Linked DNA regions of Homo sapiens: region 1 is linked to region 2. A link is a contact called in ENCODE Hi-C or POLR2A ChIA-PET data. All regions are on one chromosome and are shown on one strand. The core of a region is the stretch at or near the end of the contact, and the rest is flanking DNA. Distances in the headings are between cores, read along the strand shown.

Evidence for each region. A loop is a pair of places that touch in the nucleus more often than their neighbours do. ChIA-PET counts read pairs that join two places held with the same protein, here RNA polymerase II (POLR2A). Pooled maps may share reads with other maps.
Region 1: POLR2A ChIA-PET joins it to region 2 with 19 read pairs in PC-9. The contact joins two enhancer-like sites. A Hi-C loop is called at or near these places in 13 of 168 maps with a recorded cell type or tissue (Caco-2, Calu3, HCT116 and 10 more) and 13 of 50 pooled maps. POLR2A ChIA-PET finds 5 or more read pairs at or near these places in 28 of 52 experiments (A549, A673, AG04449 and 23 more).

What each region holds. Positions count from the first base shown.
Region 1 is chr1:15,831,675-15,836,861 of GRCh38, forward strand. It overlaps SPEN-AS1 (SPEN antisense RNA 1), which reads right to left. Exons shown (of 2, transcript NR_024279.1): 2 at 2,541-5,187. Among named protein-coding and RNA genes, the nearest start is that of SPEN, 13 kb to the right of the region's middle. RefSeq lists a silencer at 3,195-3,424 and enhancers at 3,314-4,299, 3,865-3,974, 4,165-4,214, 4,445-4,494. Within about 2 kb of position 2,742, at least 41 of the 41 ENCODE cell types and tissues checked have a DNase peak (open chromatin) inside an H3K27ac peak, as active enhancers do; they include PC-3 and PC-9, where a contact is called at or near this core.
Region 2 is chr1:15,777,371-15,782,731 of GRCh38, forward strand. All of the region lies in intron 8 of FBLIM1 (filamin binding LIM protein 1), which reads left to right. Among named protein-coding and RNA genes, the nearest start is that of FBLIM1, 21 kb to the left of the region's middle. Within about 2 kb of position 3,606, at least 7 of the 41 ENCODE cell types and tissues checked have a DNase peak (open chromatin) inside an H3K27ac peak, as active enhancers do; they include PC-3 and PC-9, where a contact is called at or near this core.

The sequences.
Region 1 (5,187 bases), core at 1,492-3,991, 53 kb after region 2:
GGCCTCCCAAAGTGCTGGGATTACAGGCGTTGAGCCACTGCACCCAGCCCAGCCCACACCATTTCTATACTGCCTTGACTGTCTTAAGAATCTGGGTGTAATCAAAGTTTTGGTTAACATCTACCCTCTTTTAGGGAACACAAATGTGGTACAAATTAATTCAGACACCTCAGTTTTAGAGTAAGAAAGAAAAACTACATGAACAATGAATTGGCAATTCTGGAATTCACTAGTCTGGTCTAGCTTGACAAACACAAATGAGATACAGGACTACATAAACAAAGGCCTTTTCACCTCTAGGGCAGATCATGAAATTGTGGTGATTCAAAATCTGTTTATTTGAACATGGTTCTCTGCATATTTAAAGTTCACTAGTTCCAACAGTGTTTGGGTTTTTTCGGTTTAGGAAGCTGGAAAAAGTCTTAAGGTCGATATGAGGATGGGGGAGGAGGTTAGCTCTGGATTTCTGTTTAACTGTTTTGCAAATGTACGCCATTGGTCATAAGGGAGATGTTAACTGTGCAAACACCACCCACTCTTTTTTTTTTTTTTTTTTTTGAGACAAGAGTTTCGCTCTTCTTGCCCAGACTGGAGTACAATGGCGCGACCTCGGCTTACCGCAACCTCTGCCTCCCAGGGTCAAGAAATTCTCCTGCCTCAGGCTCCGGAGTAGCTGGGATTACAGGCATGCACCACCACGCCTGGCTAATTTTCTATTTTTAGTAGAGACGGGTTTCTCCATGTTGAGGCTGGTCTCCAACTCCTGACCTCAGGTGATCCGCCTGCCTCGGCCTCCCAAAGTGCTGGGATTACAGTCGTGAGCCACCGCGCCCAGCCACCACCCACTCTTTAAGAAAATACAAATCAACGCCATTTTTTGTACAATAAAAGTATGTGCTTTCTGTGTTAAATGTAATGGTTAAAGGTATAAAGCATCTGTTTTGGGCTCTGTCGCCCAGGCTGGAGTGCAGTGGCACGATCTCGGCTCACTGCAAGCACCGCCTCCCGGGGTTCATGCCATTCTCCTGCCTCAGCCTCCCGAGTAGCTGGGACTACAGGCGCCCGCCCCCAAGCCCGGCTAATTTTTGTATTTTTTTTTTTAGTAGAGACAGGGTTTCACCGTGTTAGCCAGGATGGGCTCGATCTCCTGACCTCGTGATCCGCCCGCCTTGGCTTCCCAAAGGGCTGGGATTACAGGCGTGAGCCACTGCGCCTGGCCCAAAGTATGTGTTTTATAAATAAAAATGAACCCCAGGAATTAGGAGTGTTTAAACAGACCCTTCTAGTCTGTTCAAGTGCTGGGCAATCATTCTTCGAATCTAAACTGCCCAGCTAATTAGAGCCATAATAATTTACCTGAGTTATCAGGCTACTGTAACAGATTCCAAATTTCCACTAAAACTAATAGTTTTACACTATTTCATTTTCATTGTGCAGACAAAAAAGAAAAAAAACACAGCATTTAAAAAAAAATTCTGTAAGCTCTCACCGCCAAAAGGAAGGATAGGCCAGGCGCGGTGACTCACGCCTGTAAGCTCAACACTTTGAGAGGATCTCTTGAGCCTAGACGCTCAAGACCAGCCGGGGCAACATGGTGAAACCGTCACTACAAAAGGTTAACTTAGCCCAGCGCCAGGCACGGTGGCTTATGCCTGAAATCCCAGCACTTTGGGAGGTCGAGGCGGACGGATCACTTGGTCAGGAGATGGAGACCATGCTGGCCAACATGGTGAAACCCCATCTCTACTAAAAATACAAAAATTCGCCGGGCGTGCTGAGGCGTGCCTGTAGTCCCAGCTACTCCCCGAGGCGGAAGTTGCAGTGAGCCAAGATCCACTGCACTCAAGCCTGGGTGACAGAGCGAGCCTCCTTCAAAAAAAAAAAAAAAAAAAAAAAAAAAAGCCCAGCGTGGTGATTCGCGCCTATTCTCAGCTATTCAGGAGGCTGAGGTGGGAGGATAACCTGAGTCCAGGGAGGTCGAGGCTGCAGTGAGCTGTGATTTCGTTACTGCAAAAAACAGAGACCTTGTCTTAAAAAAAAAAAAAAAAAAAGGATAGTTGATGTCAAAAGATACGGTATAAAAATTTAAAGCTCTATGCAGTGCTTTTGGTCATAATGAAACTAAATTATTTGGAATCCAAAAGCCTCTTCTCAGATATTTCTTTCATCTGGAAGCCATCAAATCCTGATCGATTCCTTCAACAGATGTTCTTTTACCTTTTCATCCTATCATTATGAGCTTTACCTCCTGTTACTGAAATAACTCCCTATAATTATACATAGTAAGAATATAAAGGGCTGGCTCTTCTATGTACTCACGCTGTGAAGAAAAACTTAAAAAAAATTAAACAAAAAAACCTTGTACGAAAGCAAAGGAAGAAGACAAATTTAGCAGCAGTTCTCTTGAATTTCCTGGCTTTGTTGATTTCGAACCACAAGGTTAACATTAAAACACAAAGACTCACATTTAAATATTTCTTTTGAAATCAGAAAAACAATAGCTCTTTGAAATGACGCTGGAACGCACACAATAGATTCTACTGGGTCAATGTATTATTTATATACTCATCTGAACTTTCAAAAGAAGTTAAATGGGAGATATTCTCAACAGGCAAAAATAAGATATTCCAATCTATTGTTCAAGTTTATGGCTCCGATATAAATAATGGGCTATAAACCCGTATCTGGAAAACAGTTGCGCAGTGCGTGCTTAATGGCCAGCCAATGAAAACCAACGTCTCATTCTACTCCGTCTTTCAGCACGTCAAGGACATCCCACTCCGCCTTTTTTTTTTTTTCTTTTTAAAGAGGCCAACCGCTGGGGACACCTGGTTTTGGCACCTTTATGAGGCCTCCCAGCAGCACAGGAGCTCTAAGGGGCACGCTCTGCAGTTGAGCTATTTGCAGAGCTCCATGATCGCTCAAAGCCGAGCACGCGCACGGGTTTGCTACTGGCACCAGCACAAGGCTTTAGACAGGCACTTCCCACGGCTGAGTTCTAGGCATCCCCTTTTTGAAACGTGTTCTCTCCACCCTGCAAGGGTGGGGTGAGAAATCTCACTTTCGAAGGGCTTGCAAGGAGGAAGAGAGTCGGCGCCTTGCGGATTCCCCGGCCGCGCTTCAAGGTTCACACGCCGCGTGGCAGCTCGGATGCAGCCCGGTTCCGAGGCGGTCGGCGGTCGAGACTGGGGCCTCGAGCCGAGAAGCGAAGAACAAAGCGGCCGCGTTAGCCCGCCGCCCCGAGGGACAGCCCGGGCGCGCCCGCCGCTCCGCCCACACCCCGCCCCTCGGCCGCGCGAAATGGCGGCGGCCGCACCACAAAATGGCAGTCGCTCGGTCGCGGAGAAGCACCTGCTAAATCCCGTGACTCCCTCCCCCTGCCCTGCCCCGCTAGCGCCAACGTCGTTCTCCCCGCCCAGGCGCCCCGGTCTTCCCACGCCGCCCCGCCCAGGGGCAACAGGGTCCGGAGCCCGCCAACAACGCGGCGCCTTTGTGCGGGCGCACGCCACCTTTACTCAGCCACACGGGCCCCTCTCCGGGGGGCTTTTTCTTAAAGGGGCAACCGCTGGAAGAAACGGAGCACCGCCGCCCGGGACGCCCCTCAGGCCCGGGGTTACTACGGTTTCCCCAACTCGCAGCGTTAGCGTCAGGCCACCAAAGTGAAGATGGGTGGTGAAAGGACCACAGAGCCCGATAGAAGAGAAAACCTAGGAAAAATTAGTGAAAGACGCCCCCAACCAATGCTTTGGCGGCCACGCTGAGTCCTAACGTACTGAGCCCACTCGACGGGGCCCGTGCGCACAGGCGGCTCCAAAGGGCGGGTTTCGGCTTTCCTTCCACCTCGCAAAAGTCCAGTGAGCGCTCTAGGTTTCTCATGGCTACCCCCTGCCCTCTCCCCGTGCTGGGGAGTCTCGGGGGCTGAGCAGTGGCAGAGGGAGGAGCGGCTGCCGCGGTCCCTGTGCTTTTTCTCTGGCGTGAGGGTCTCAGTGGCCTTGGGCTCTGCTTGGGCCGTGGCTTGAAGGTTGGAGGTGTCGCGGTGCGCTTGGGTTTTTTCGCTTTCTTTCAAACGCTTGCTTCCTGGCGCTCCCCACCCCCCAGCGTCCCTTTGGCTCCATCTTTCCAGAAACTTCTCTGAGAAACTCAGCAAAAAGCATCCAATTTCGCCACTGCTTCCCCCTCCGCGCATGCGCGAGACGCCAAGCGGAAAGCCTTTGGCGCGCCGGAGTGTGAGAGTGGTGCGTGAGCGCGCGCGCGCTCGCCGTGCGGGGGCGGTTCTCTCTGACAATGAAGGGAAAGAATTCCCCCTCCCCTCAACATTCCGTCCTCGCGCAAGCGCGTCGGAGCCACTTCCTTGGCCTTTGAGGGAAGGGGGAGGGGTCGTCCCGAAGCGCGCTAGTCGTGTTTCCGCGCGCCTGCGCACGGGGCCGTTTTCGTCTCGCTGTGTTGTCCGCGAGTCTTTGCTGTGAAGTGCGTCTGAACAGCTCGCTTGTGCCCGACCTACTTTTTCCTTAAGGCCCACTCGCGGAAACTAGTTTCTTGTGGGGTTATCGATTCTGTACCCCGAGTTTCCTGGAGATTAGTCTCCCCTTTGTGCCCCGGGGATGAGGCTGGACGGCGTCGCGCTGGCTTGTCTTCCACCCCTTCCCGCGCCATGTTTGGAACGGCTGTTGACTGGATCCCGTGTGGAGTGTGATGGAGCCTTCTCGAAACGGGAAAACAGTCCTGGCCGAAGGCTTGGGTGGTGCCTGGGCCGGCTTATATTAGGCACTGCGTAGAATGTTTGCTCACTAAGCCCAAAGAAAGGTGTCTTTTTTTTTTTTTTTTTGAGACGGGAGTCTCTTGTCATCCAGGCTGTAGTGCAGTGGCGCAGTCTCGGCTCACTGCAACCTTCGCCTCCCGGGTTCAAGCGATTCTCCTGCCTCAGCCTCCCATGTAGCTGGGACTACAGGCGCCCGCCAATACGCTCGGGTAATTTTTGTATGTTTAGTAGAGATGGGTTTCACCATGTTGGTCAGGCTGGTCTCGAACTCCTGAGCTCAGGTGATCCGCCCACCTCGGCCTCCCAAAGTGCTGGAATTACAGGCGTGAGCCACCGAGCCCGGCTTTGCCCCCAGCCTGGGAACGGGGTCTTGCTGTGTTGCCCAACTGTTTTGGAAGTCCTGACGTCAAGAGATCCTTCCGCCAGGG
Region 2 (5,361 bases), core at 2,356-4,855:
CAGGGTGGGGGCTGTACTCTCAAATTGCTCATTGTCTAGTAGGAGAAACAAAAGATACTGGAAATGCAACCATAGTCTATTATCAACTCTTTGCGTTAATAAGAAACCGGACTCAAGTTGCATTCTCCAGAGAAGGGAATCTGTTGGCTCATGGTGCTGGGATCACTGATGGTATTGAGCGATGGCATCAGGACTCTCTCCATTTTTTTTTTTTTTTTTTTTGGACACAGTCTTACTCTTGTTGCCAGGCTGGAGCGAAGTGGTGCGATCTCAGCTCACTGCAACCTCTACCTCCAGGGTTCAGCAATTCTCCTGCCTCAGCCTCCCGAGTAGCTGGGATTACAGGCGCGCACCACCACACCTGGCTAATTTTTGTATTTTTAGTAGAGACAGGGTTTCACCATGTTGGCCAGGCTGGTCTGGAACTCCTGACCTCAGGTGATCCGCCCACTTCCACCTCCCAAAGTGCTGGGATTACAGGCATGAGCAACCACGCCCAGCCTCTTTCCATCTCTTGGCTCTCCCTTGTTTGTGTGTTTGCTTCATTTTCTCTGCCTGTGGGCTGGCCTTCTCTGTGGGGAGGTGGGGCACAGTGCATGGGCATAGGTGGCCCAGGTTTGCATCTCCCCAGCTTAGAAACCCTAGGGGAAAGAGAGAGCACACCCCCTCCAGGGAAGCCAGACAGTCCCTAGAAGGCCTCTAATCACCCCAGCTAGGGTCACATGCTCATTCAGGGCCAGTCACTGTGGCTGGGGTGCTAGGATTGATAACCACTGGGGCCAGGGAGGCAGAACCATATAAAAAAGGAGGGGTTGTTACAACTGGAGGAAGGGAGAAGAGGATGCTGGACAGATCCACACCACAGTGCCTTTTCCAGGTGCTGGGCAAGAGAATGTAGAAATCAGCTTTGGGGGCCTGGTGCAGTGCCTCACACCTGTAATCCCAGCACTTTGGGAAGCTGAGATGGGTGGATTACTTGAGCTCACGAGTTCGAGACCAGCCTGGGCAACATGGTGAAACCCTGTCTTAAAAATAAATAAATAAAAATAAAAAATAAATCAGCTTTGGGATAAAGAAGGCAGTGATGGTCTAACCAGGATGGTAGAATCAAAGGCACTCATGTAGGAGGCAATGCTTGACTGGGCCTTGCAGGATGAGTAGGAGTTTGCCAGATATTCATAGAGGGGAGAAGTCCAGAAAGGGGAAAAGAGCTACAAAAATCCACGGTAACACGAGCAAGCCTGAAGAATCAGAGGAAGTGGAAGCTTCTTTTTCTTTTTTTTTTTTGAGATGGGATTTCACTCGCGTTACCCAGGCTGGAGTGCAATGGCGTGATCTCAGCTCACTGCAACCTCCACCTCCCGAGTTCAAGCGATTCCCCTGCCTCAGCCTCCCGAGTAATTGGGATTACAGGCATGCACCACCACGCCCAGCTAATGTTTTGTATTTTTAGTAAAGATGTGGTTTCTCCATGTTGGTCAGGCTGGTCTCAAACTCCTGACCTCAGGTGATCTGCCCACCTCAGCTTCCCAGAGTGCTGGGATTACAGGCGTGAGCCACCGTGCCCAGCGTTTTTTTATTTTTGAGACAGTCTCACTCTGTCTCCCAAGTTAGAGTGCAGTGGCATGATCTTGGCTTACTGCAACCTCCAGCTCCCTGGTTCAAGCAATTCTCCCTGCCTCAGCCTCCTGAGTAGCTGGGATTACAGGTGCGTGCCACCACGCCCGGCTAATTTTTGTATTTTTAGTAGAGATGTTGTTTCTCCATGTTGGCCAGGCTGGTCTTGAACTCCTGACCTCAGGTGATCCACCTGCCTCGGCCTCCCAAAGTGCTGGGATTACAGGCATGAGCCACTGCACCCAGCCTAGATCAACTCTTTTGAATGTTACTTTTTCACTTAGAAATTGTCTCTTTTAAATTGTTTTTATTAAATTTTTATTTATTTATTTTTTGAGATGGCGTCTCACTCTGTCACCCAGGCTGGAGTGCACCAGTGCGATCTCAGCTCACTGCAACCTCCACCTCCTGGGTTCATGCGGTTCTCCTGCCTCAGCCTACCAAGCAGCTGGGACTACAGGCATGTGCCACCACACCTGACTAATTTTTGTATTTAGTAGAGATGAGATTTCACCACGTTGGCCAGGCTGGTCTTGAACTCCTGACCTCAAGTGATCCACCTGCCTCAGCCTCCCAAAGTGCTGGGATTACAGGTGTGAGCCACTGCACCCGGCCAGAAGTGGAAGTTTGTAGATGTGACTGGAGTGTAGAGGGCTGGGGTTATGGTTAATGATTAGGTCAGAGAGAAGGAAAGGACTATGGTGCCAGGCTAGAGAGTCTGGACTTCAGGCTGCAGAGAGGGGTCAGGCTGAGATGGGCGAGCTGATTAGAAGCTGGTGCAGTTGTCCCAGGAAGAAGGGCCCAGGAGTCATCACATGTGGCTTGGTGATCAGAAGGGTCCTATGCTAGTTTTGAAGTTCTGCTATTGCTGTCTTTAAATTCTTGATTTTTGTTTGTTTGTTTGTTTTTAATAGAGACAGAGACTGGAGTCAGGCTGGAGTGCAGTAGTGTGATCATAGCTCACTGTAGCCTTGAACGAACTTTTGGGCTCAAGCAGTTCTCTCACCTTAGCATCCTGAGTAGCTGGAAGTACAGGTGCGCACCACCACGCCCAGCTAATTTTTTTATTTTTAAAATTTTTGTAGAGTTGACTTCTCTACAAAAATTTGCCCAGGCTGGTCTTGAACTCCTAGGCTCAAGCGATCCTCTCACCTTGGCCTCCCAAAGTGCTGAGATCACATGCATGAGCCACTGCGCACGGCCTGAAATTCTTAAATTTTTTTTTTGTAGAGACTGAGTCTCACTTTGTTACCCAAGCTGGAGTACAGTGGCGCTATCTCGGCTCACTGCAACCTCTGCCTGTCAGGTTCAAGCAATTCTCTTGCCTCAGCCTCCTGAGTAGCTGGAATGACAGGCTTACACCACCATGCCCGGGTAATTTTTTGTATTTTTAGTAGAGATGGGGTTTCGCCATGTTGGCCAGCCTGGTGTTGAACTCCTGATCTCAAGTGATCTGCCCGCCTTGGCCTCCCAAAGTGCTGGGTGGCGTGAGCCACCACACCCAGTCAAAATTCTTAATTTTTGAACAAGGGGCCCCACATTTTTATTTTGTCCTAGATCGTACAAATTATGTAGTCAGTCCTGCTGAGGAGGCTCAGAAATCCTCTCCCACCCCTTCTACAGCTGGCTCCTTGTCACTGAAGCTTCTGTCTTCTCCGGTGATGGTGACAAGGTGGCAACTTTTATGCGGGGACCTAAGTGGAGAGCCCCAGAGCAGATCTCTTACTCAGCCGATGAGTATTTCGACACACCTGTTCACTCCCATTTATTTAAACAGATACTGGAACCCAGAGGCTATTTTCACTGAGGTTATCAAAGGAGCTGGGTAGAGAAGTTGATAAATTGCTGAGTAATTACATTGTCTTTGTTGGTTATAGGTCAAAGTCCTGCTGATAATGCATTTTGAAAGCCCAGTGAGGAAGTTTAAGTGCTGTTATCCCCAACATCATCCTCACGAGTTCCAGCAGTGACTGGCACCTTCCTGAGCCTGGCCAGGAAGCGAATAAACCCCCCCGGTAGTCCTTGATGACTTGGCCGAGGTGGTGTAGTAAGTCGGCATTTGGACTCCAGCAGTTATGTGTCAGAAGATGAGGCTTCTTGGCCAGGCATGGTGGCTCATGCTGGTGATCCCAGCACTTTGGGAGGCTGAGGCAGGCGGTCAAGAGATGGAGACCATCCTGGCCAACAAGGTGAAACCCCATCTCTACTAAAAATACAAAAATTACCTGGGTGTGGTGGCGTGTGTCTGTAGTCCCAGCTACTCGGGAGGGTGAGTCAGGGGAATTTCTTGAATCCGGGAGGCAGAGGTTGCAGTGAGCCGAGATTGCACCACTGCACTCCAGCCTGGAGACAGAGTGAGACTCTGTCTCAAAAAAAATTAGCTGGGTATGGTGGCGCACACCTGTAGTCCCAGCTACTTGGGAGGTTGAGGCAGGAGAATCACTTGAACCTGGAGGCAGAGGTTGCAGTGAGCAGAGATTGTGCCACTGCACTCTAATCCTCCAGCCTGGGCAACAGAGCAAGACTCTGTCTCAAAAAAAAAAAAAAAAAAATAATGAGGCTCTTGAACTGCAGCAGCCTGGAAGGAGTTGAGTGCTGTTAACTAAGAAGAAAAATGGGTTTCCCTGCACTGCCCACACCCACATCTCACCATTTCTACTTGCTTTGGGGTCCATATTATTTATGACTATTGTTGGAAGGATAACAATACTTTTATATGTAGGTAGTATTGTTTTTTTTTTTTTTTTTTGAGACGGAGTCTCGCTCTGTCGCCCAGGCTGGAGTGCAGTGGTGCAATCTCGGCTCACTGCAAGCTGCACCTCCCGGGTTCACGCCATTCTCCTGCCTCAGCCTCCCGAGTAGCTGGGACCACAGGCGCCTGCCACCACGCCTGGCTAATTTTTTGTATTTTTAGTAGAGATGGGGTTTCACTGTGTTAGCCAGGATGGTCTTGATCTCCTGACCTCGTGATCCGCCCACCTCAGCCTCCCAAAGAGCTGGAATTACAGGTGTGAGCCACCGCACCTGGCCTGTAGGTAGTATTTTTTAATTTATAAAATGCTTTCATTGACATCACCTTGTTTAATCCTAGTGACAGTCTTGTGAGATGGGATTTATTGTCCCCATTTCACATGGGGAAACTGGTGGGGTGTGGTGGCTCACACCTGTGATCCCAGCACTTTGGGAGGCTGAGGCAGGAGGATCACTTGAGCCCAGGAGTTCGAAGCCAGCCTGCGCAGTAAGACCTCATCTTACCATAAATGTTTAAAAATTAGCCAGGCATGGTGGTACCTGTCTGTAGTTCCAGCTACTCTGGAGGCTGAGGCAGGAGGATTGCTTGAGCCTGACAGGTGGAGGCTGCAGTGAGCCATGATAATGCCACTGCACTCTAGCCTGGGTGACAGAGTGAGACTCTATCTTAAAAAAAAAAAAAAAAAGGATGGGAAACAGGCAAACAGTCTCAGAAAAGTGGTTCCAGCCATGCTTGTGTGGGCTGGGTTCAGTGAGGTTTCAGCCACCGCACAGCTGCCTTGCAGAGGTTGTGAGACTTGGTGGTAGATAAGGTGTTTCTTCCAATTGGTTCTAATTTAGGAGGGGTCTCATGTGGCCCTCTGGCATGTGTTCTTACAGTGCCAAACAGGTGGCACAGATGGTGCAGTTGTATAGCCCATGGTCTACTTGAGAGACTCAAGTGGCCTTGTAGGGAGGAGACACACAGGGGTGCCTCACCCAGCTGGCCATGGA